Linked DNA regions of Homo sapiens: regions 1 and 3 are each linked to region 2. Evidence: chromatin loops called from intact Hi-C (ENCODE). Cell type or tissue: heart left ventricle. All regions are shown on one strand. Region 1 holds the start of PIGV (phosphatidylinositol glycan anchor biosynthesis class V). Region 2 has its middle 28 kb from the start of HMGN2. Region 3 has its middle 28 kb from the start of MIR1976.

Region 1 (2,500 bases), 290 kb after region 2:
TGTGGACAGAGGGAACCCTGAGAATGCATGTCTTTTTTCCCCTTGTGAATTTACAGAGCAAGGACAGTTCATTTCTCAGTTTTGTCTTTGCAGAGAGAGTGCTGCTTGGAGCCTCATGGTGGACTTCTAGAGATTCAAGTCACAGCCTTAGGCCCCAGTCACAAGTGTGTCCCCAGGCTTTGCCACGTTACTCACAGGCCTCTGGAGCTGAGAACAAGTGCGTGGCACTGAAAAACCTGGGGGAAGGGCCATGAAACTCCATTTTTTCCCCCTTCTCCAACACACAACGACTAAATATGATTTGCCTTTTCTCCACCTTGCACACAACAGATATCTGAAGGCAATTTAGGTCTCAGGGCCTGAAATGAGTTACAGAGTCAAGAGATACAGTCCCAGGCCCCCACAGACTGATGTGGGCTGGTCTTCGCCTGGAGAGGTAGCAACCATCTCTTTGTTCCCACCCACATGAGTAGCCGTTGCAGAAGATAAACCCCTCCCTGAGCCAGGCTGTGGCCAGAGGCTAACCCGGCCCCTGGCTTCGTTTGGAGGGCAGATAACTGAAACCACATAAGGCTTTGGAATCCTGAGAAACAAGAAATCCACCAACGGAGAAGGATTTATCATCTGTTTCCTTTAAGGAGGGTGCAAAGTTGTTCTAACAGTTTCCGTTACAAGGGTACAAACTGGCCGCTCCCCCCAATAGACGGTTTTGTTGAGTTCGCCTCTTTTTTTTTCTTCTTTTTTTGGCCCCACTTCCTATGAGAGAAACTGCTTGGGTGAGGGAGGTGAAAGGAGCCCTGGAGGGTGTTCTCTGAGGTTTTCTTCACCATCCTCATTAGCCACCTGAGGTGGGGCTGAGGACTAAAGTAGGACAGAAGGTCTCTGGTAGATAGAGGAGGGGAAAATCAGGGGGATCCCCCACTTTCTTCACACCCAGGACGCAGGGTGCCGCTGCCGGCCACAGAAACCCCAAGAATGTTTTTCTTTGGCTATTCAGAGGACATCTATTGTGTGTCAGGCCCTGTGCTGAGCTGTTGTTGCCTGACAGCAGGAAGAGCGCGGCTCTGGTTTCTGTGAAGAGGCTGCGGGTCAGCCTCCGACTACAAGAGCCTCGGCCCACACCGGGAACTCAGTGAACGTCAGCGGGAGCTGGGGCAAGAGCACTGACTCTGAGACAGCAGCCTCCGCTCACTATTTGAAGGCGGGGTGGCGGGGGGCCTTGAAGGAGAGCGAAGTGCGAGAGAACTCTTCAGGTGTCACCAAGGTGGGAAGGTGCTACGAGGCGAGGCGCCGAGCGGCGACCCCCATCCCGCTCGCCCGGAGTCAACATGGCCGCCGCGCAGGGAGGCGGGGCTGCTCCAAGTCCGGGCAGGAGCGGGGCGGGGACGCCGTCGGCGGAGCCAGCGCGCAGGCGCGGGCCGCGTGGGCCCCGGATGGAGGAGCTGAGGTTCGGTCCCCGCCGGGGAGGTCGGGACGGGCAGGGGCTGAGGACCCCGCGCCAGCTTGGGAGCCCTGGAGTTCTGGCGGGAGGGAAGCTGTCAAATGGAAGCCGGTAGAAATGAGACAGACGCCCGGAGAAGCGGGGAGCCCCGCCCCTCCGCCATAGCAGCCTCGGGCGCCGCCTCTTCCTTTCCAGCCTCCCGCCCTCGTCTGCTTCCGGCCCTGTGGCCTGGTGGGGCTCTGCAGGCTCCCTCGGGAGTGGTCCTTGGGCCGTGGCCCCTCTGGGGTGAGCGTGGATGATTAGTACCCAGAAGGGACTGTGTCCAAAAGGAGCCGGCCAGAAACGGGTTGCGGACACGGCTGGGCTGACAGAAGGCAGCCCCCACGAGGCCTTTGGCTCTGAGGACCCTGGGTCAGAGCGACTTCTCCAGCCTGCGCAGGGGGTGTTAGTCTTACCCAGAGGGTCCAGAGCTGCCGTTCAACAGGATGTCCCAGATTCTCAGATAGGGCCCAACTACCCTAAGCATACCTAGCAAGGGCAGGCTGCGGCATGGAAGTACTGGGCTAGGCGTTTGGGTGACCTGGGTCATAATCCTGGCTCGGAAAGGGCGCGTACCCTTTGGCGAGGGATGCGGGCTGGTACCGTGAGGTTTAAGAAGCAGAAAACATGACAGCCTCTTTAAGTAGCCCTGGGTACGTCACTTGACCCCAGTGAGCCTCAGTTTCCATATCCATAAAATGGCGATGGTAATTATACTAGCCTCACAGTGTCTGATGAGATCTCTGGAGCCTATTTATCTCACGGGAAAATTTTTGAAGAGTGAAACTAGTTGATCTGTAAGTGTCCTGCCAGTTAAGAGTCTGTGATTTGGCAAAGGGGTTGTTGGGAAGTGAGGTGGGCAATTAGCTGAGAGGGAGAATTGACTAGCTTTGTTTTTACTTGGTTTACCTGTAAGCAAAGTGTGGGCTACACACATCTGTAGTCGCTGAGGCTAGAGCTTGACTCGAGAGAGGAAAGGAAGAATGCAAGCATGGTCAAGTGGCAGAGGTGGGTTAGGTG
Region 2 (2,500 bases):
GGGCTCAGAAAGAATTATGAAAAGCAGCAAGCCTCCTTACTTGATACACAGACAACCTTGCTCAACCAACAGTGGCTTCATCCTACCTCCCCAGGGTACTTCCAGTAATTCCCTATGGTAGTGTTTTCCAGAATGGGACATGACTACAGCTGGGGGCCCTAGGTATTTTTTTTTTTTTTTTTTTGAGACAGTCTTGCTCTGTCGCCCAGACTGGAGTGCAGTGGCATGATATGGACTCACTGCAACCTCTGCCTCCCGGATTCAAGCAATTCTCCTGCCTCAGCCTCCCGAGTAACTGAGACTACAGGTGCGCACCACCACGCCTGGCTAATTGTTGTATTTTTAGTAGAGATGGGGTTTCACCATGTTGGCCAGGCTGGTCTTGAACTCCTGACCTCGTGATCCACCTGCCTTGGCCTCGCCTTGGCAAAACCCCGTCTCTACTAAAAATACAAAAATTAGCCAGGCGTGGTGTCTCGTGCCTGTAGTCCCAGCTACTTGGGAGGCTGAGGCAGGAGAACGGCTTGAACCTTGGAGGCGGAAGTTGCAGCGAGCCGAGATCATACTGCTTAACTCCAGCAAAAAGAAAAAAAAGAAAGCTGGGGCTGCGCGCGGGGGCTTATGCCTGTAACCCCAGCACTTTGGGAGGACAGCCTGGCCAACAGAGCGAGACCCTATCTCTATTTTTTTTTAAAAAAATAACAAAACAAAAAAAGCTGGTTGGTTGTTGGGAGGCCTGGCTGCTTTTGGGAAGGATAATCCTCGTCCACACCAAGGTGATTCAGTGAGCAGGGTGAGGGCAGATGCTGGGTGTCCACGCCCCGGCCCCACAGCAGCCAGAGGAAGATACCAGCCCGCGCACCCGTCGCCATGGCAACCTCAACCCCACTCCTGGACCCTAGCTCGGAAGGGGGCAGGGTATCGAAAGCCGATCGCCAGAGGCTCCTCGGTGCCTCGTGCGAGTCCCCGCCGTCAGCCCCGAGGAGCCTCCTGGCACCAAGCAGGCGCTGCCCCCTTCGGCCACACGGTGGCGGCGCAGAGCCGAGCTCCGCGCCCCACCTGGGAGGCGGCGCCCGCGGGATGGGGCTCCTCGGCCCAGCTCCCCAGCCTCGACAAGGATACGGCCCGACATCCAGGCCAGGAGCGTCGCTGGGGCTTAACCGCCGTTCCCCAAGGCGCCCCTCCACTCCTCCAGCGGGCTCCCGCATCCCCCATTATCCGGCGGACCCCAACCCCTGCTCACGTGACTCGCCCGCCACCCTCGAAGAACTCTCGTGGGGCCGCCCCGCCCTGCCGCAGGTCACGCGCTGCGCACCTGGAGGGCATCTGGCCAGCCGCCAGCTAGAGCCTGCCCCTGCTCAGGCTCGGCTCAACCCGGGCCCGCGCCTGCTCCGAGCCCAGGAAGAGCGTCCTGTCCAGCTCCCAAGTGCGCCGGCCCGTGGGGAAGGAGGCGGGAGTGGGCTCCAGCGGTGCGGCCCTCGCTCCTCCGACCCGGGGCCCTCTCCACCTCGGGGGAAGAAAGAGGCCTCTGCCTCCGCCTCCTTCCCTGAGCGCTGCCACCCTCACTCCGGCCCTCTGACCGCGGGTCCCGGACATTGCGCTTAGGGGTCGCCTTGCAGGGCCAGAGAAGCTGGCAGACCACGCGCGCGCACGTGCCGGGGCGGGGCGTCACCGGGGGCGGGGCCTGGAAGGGCGGGGTCGGCGGGCTCGGGTTCCCGCGGGGCGCGCGCGGGGTGACGGGAGCCGGGACTACGCGGAAGTGGGGGTAGGGGCCGCGGGACGGGGAGGGGCGTCCCCAGTACCCGCGAGTGGCTTCAGGGAGCGCAAGGCCAGCTGAGTCTGGGCGCTGGATGGGCGGCCTTGGCATTAGGTCCAGATTTGGGTCCTAAGTACTGTGCCCAACCGGCCCGAGGGGAAGGGGGAGGAGACAGGAACCGCGCCCATTTTCCGGATCAGGTTCTTGGAACCAGCCCGGAAATCCTGGGACTCAATCTGGGGGCCAGATCTGGAGGCGATGGTTTTTCTAGAGACGGGCTGATGCAGCCCCAGTATGCCGTCGCACTCATTTCCCACATTCCAGGAACGGTCCAGGTCTGCCCTTCAGCGGTTTGGGAACTCCGCGACGACTCCCTCTCTCCACAACTGCAGGGTGGGCCGCGCTCTGAAAACCTGGCAAAGCGATGGGGGTCCCTCAGAGCCCCTCCTTCATATTCAGTTTCAAAAGGATTTGGCATTGGGGAAACCTTGGGACCTCAAGCCACATGGAGAAAGAGCTCCAGGTCACAAGGGCTTGGACCTGAGGGCACCTCGGCTGGCTCCTTTCTCGTGCAGTCTTTGCAAAAGAGGACCAGGTGGTGGCCAGAAGGGCACTTTGAGGGCTGAAGAGCTCAAACTGCACAGGGATAGGACCGAGGTGCAGAGTCCTTGGGGCCCTTTTTTTTTCTGTCATATCTTGTTTTGCCATTCGGCCTGGAAATACCTGGAAATTCTTCCTGCCTGT
Region 3 (2,500 bases), 82 kb after region 2:
CATGGTGGCTCATACCTGTATTCCCAGTACTTTGGGAGGCTGAGACTGGCGGATCATTTGAGGCCAGGAGTTTGAGACCAGCCTGGCCAACATGGCGAAACCCCATCTATTCTAAAAATACAAAAAATGAATAAATAATTAGCCAGGCGTGGTGGCAAGTGCCTGTATTCCAGCTACTTGGGAGGCTGAGACACGAGAATCACTTGAACCTGAGATGCAGAGACGGCAGTGAGCCGAGATCGTGCCACTGCACTCTAGCCTGGGTGACAGAGTGAGACTCTGTCTCAAAATAAAATAATAAAATAATAGCCGGGCACAGTGGCTCGCGCCTGTAATCCCAGCACTTTGGGAGGCTGAGGCGGGTGGATCACCTGTGGTCAGGGGTTCGAAACCAGCCTGGCCAACATGGCGAAACCCCATCTCTACTAAAAATACAAAGTTAGCTGGGCATGGTGGCGCATGCCTGTAATCCCAGTTTCTTGGGAGGCTGAGGCGGGAGAATCGCTTGAACCTGGGAAGCAGAGGTTGCAGTGAGCCAAGATTGCACCACTGCACTCCAGTCTGGGCAACAAGAGTGAAACTGTCTCAGAAAAAATAAATAAATAAATAAATAATAAAGAGGAGAGAGCGTGTGAAGTGTGTACGGAGCTGCTCAGTTATAAGCAAACAACATGAGGACGTGGGAAGCAGGCTAGAGTAGTGTGGTTAAGTGCAGACCTGGGATTAAGCTGTCCTGGTTTTGTTAAACTTTTTTTCTTGAGGGACAAACAACCCTGGCTTACAATCCAACTTTGACCACTTGCTTGTGGATCTTGGGCAAGCCATTTAATCTCTCTACCTTGATTTACTCATATGATTCATTTATTTATTTTTTAGAGACAGAGTCTTACTCTGCCTTGTCACCCAGGCTGGAGTGCAGTGGTATGATCATGGCTCACTGTAACCTCGACCTCCCAGGTTCAAGCAATCCTCCCACTTCAGCCTCCTCAGTAGCTTAGACCACAGGCACGGACTAACATGCCTGGCTAATTTTTATTTTATATTTTATTATTTTATTTTTTTGTAGAGCTGGGTTCTCACCATGTTGCCTGGACTGGTCTTGAACTCCTGGGTTCAACTGATCCTCCTGCCTCAGCCTCCCAAAACCTTGCGATTACAGGTCTGAGCCAATACGCCTGGCCTTCTCACCGGTTTAAGTAGAAGGAATCATATCCAGAACCTGGACAGGTCAGCTCATTTAAGCATCCTTGCCCCATGAAAAGAGGGAGCCCTTTCATTATGACCTTTACTCTCTTTCCAGAACCTCTCTCTGAGTTATAACTCATGTTTATGACTCAGTCTGAGACTTCTTTTTATAATTTCCTCTGTTTCTCTTCCCTTCTTCTGCTCCCCACCACCCCCGCCCGCTGTGGGCTGAGTTGAGAAACCGAGGGGTGATGACACATGTTGGAGCTGGGCATGAGGCCTGCACTTAGGATGGGCCTGGGGTCACTCATCCGTTGCAGAATCTTCTTTCCAGACCTGGACTTGGGCAAAGTCATTCCTGCAGTCGTTAGGAAGCTTTTCAGCTACTGGGTCCTTTGTGGGCTTCTGTGAGTGGGGGTTGGAATCAGAAGACACAAATGAGGTCAAATCTCAACAGCAGCCATCACTAACTATATGATCTTGGGCAAGTCACTTGGCCTAAGTCTTATTTCCCTCATCTGCAGACCATCATCAGAGAGTCATGGAGGAGATAAAAAGAAACAATGAGGATAAAGGCTCTGGCAGGAATCCGATCCAGAACAAATGATGGCTGAATTGCAAGAATGCTTGATAGAACCTTCAGGCCTAAGTGAGATGCTCCAGAACCAAGGGATCTTAATTCAGGGCCCATGGCATCCCAGGCATGGGGATATATGTAAAATGACCTGTATATCTTCCTGGGAGGAGAGGGTACAGGGTTTGTCATCAGATTCTCAAAGGAATTCAAGATCTCCTAGATGTTAAGAAACATTTTATCCAGGGGAGCAGATAACACTTTTACTTTTCAAGCATGTAGAACAGCAGTCCTGCCACAGCACTGTGCGATAGTTCTTTCAGTAGACTTAACGTTCCAGGCTGGGCACGGTGGCTCACACCTGTAACCCCAACACTTTGGAAGGCCAAGGTGGGTGGATTGCTTGAGCCCAGGAGTTTGAGACCAGCCTGGGCAACATGGTGAAACCCCCTCTATACCAAAAATACAAAAATATTAGTCAGGCATGGTGGGGTGTGACTGTGGTCCTAGCTATTTGGAAAGCTGAGAAAAGCTGAGGTGGGAGGATCCCTGGAGCCAGGGAAGTTGACGCTGCAGTGAGCTGTGATTGTGCCACTGCACTTCAGCCTGGGTGACAGAGAGAGACTAGGCATTAAAAAAAAAAATTAAATTAAATTTAAAAAACACAAAAATTAAAAACTTATGTTCCAGACACGGAAGATACTAAAATGAGAGCAATTGGCTTCTTGACTTTCTGGAGCA

The links. A loop is a pair of places that touch in the nucleus more often than their neighbours do. Peaks named below come from ENCODE experiments on the same cell type or tissue, not always from the same donor. Only the 100,000 strongest peaks of a DNase experiment are listed, where the experiment ranks them.
Region 1: a loop joins it to region 2, with 18 times the contacts of the local background. A loop is called at or near these places in 41 of 110 quality-filtered maps.
Region 3: it touches region 2 in a loop (2.5-fold over the local background); 16 of 110 quality-filtered maps call a loop at or near these places.

The regions. Positions count from the first base shown.
Region 1 is chr1:26,786,543-26,789,042 of GRCh38, forward strand. PIGV (phosphatidylinositol glycan anchor biosynthesis class V) reads left to right here and starts at 1,408. Exons shown (of 4, transcript NM_017837.4): 1 at 1,408-1,726. RefSeq lists enhancers at 178-327, 848-1,287, 1,334-2,160, 1,848-2,047 and a silencer at 1,338-1,547. In heart left ventricle, no CTCF peak of the experiment used is centred here; DNase peaks (open chromatin) are centred at 529, 1,399, 1,639 and 2,019; H3K4me3 peaks cover 2,500 bases; H3K27ac peaks cover 2,500 bases.
Region 2 is chr1:26,499,331-26,501,830 of GRCh38, forward strand. No RefSeq gene overlaps it. Among named protein-coding and RNA genes, the nearest start is that of HMGN2, 28 kb to the left of the region's middle. RefSeq lists silencers at 954-1,133, 1,344-1,833 and enhancers at 2,014-2,083, 2,043-2,500, 2,114-2,173. In heart left ventricle, CTCF peaks have their summits at 1,022 (motif pointing right) and 1,237; DNase peaks (open chromatin) are centred at 1,051 and 1,711; H3K4me3 peaks cover 1,827 bases; H3K27ac peaks cover 1,418 bases.
Region 3 is chr1:26,581,549-26,584,048 of GRCh38, forward strand. No RefSeq gene overlaps it. Among named protein-coding and RNA genes, the nearest start is that of MIR1976, 28 kb to the left of the region's middle. RefSeq lists an enhancer at 1,388-1,457. In heart left ventricle, no CTCF peak of the experiment used is centred here; a DNase peak (open chromatin) is centred at 1,427.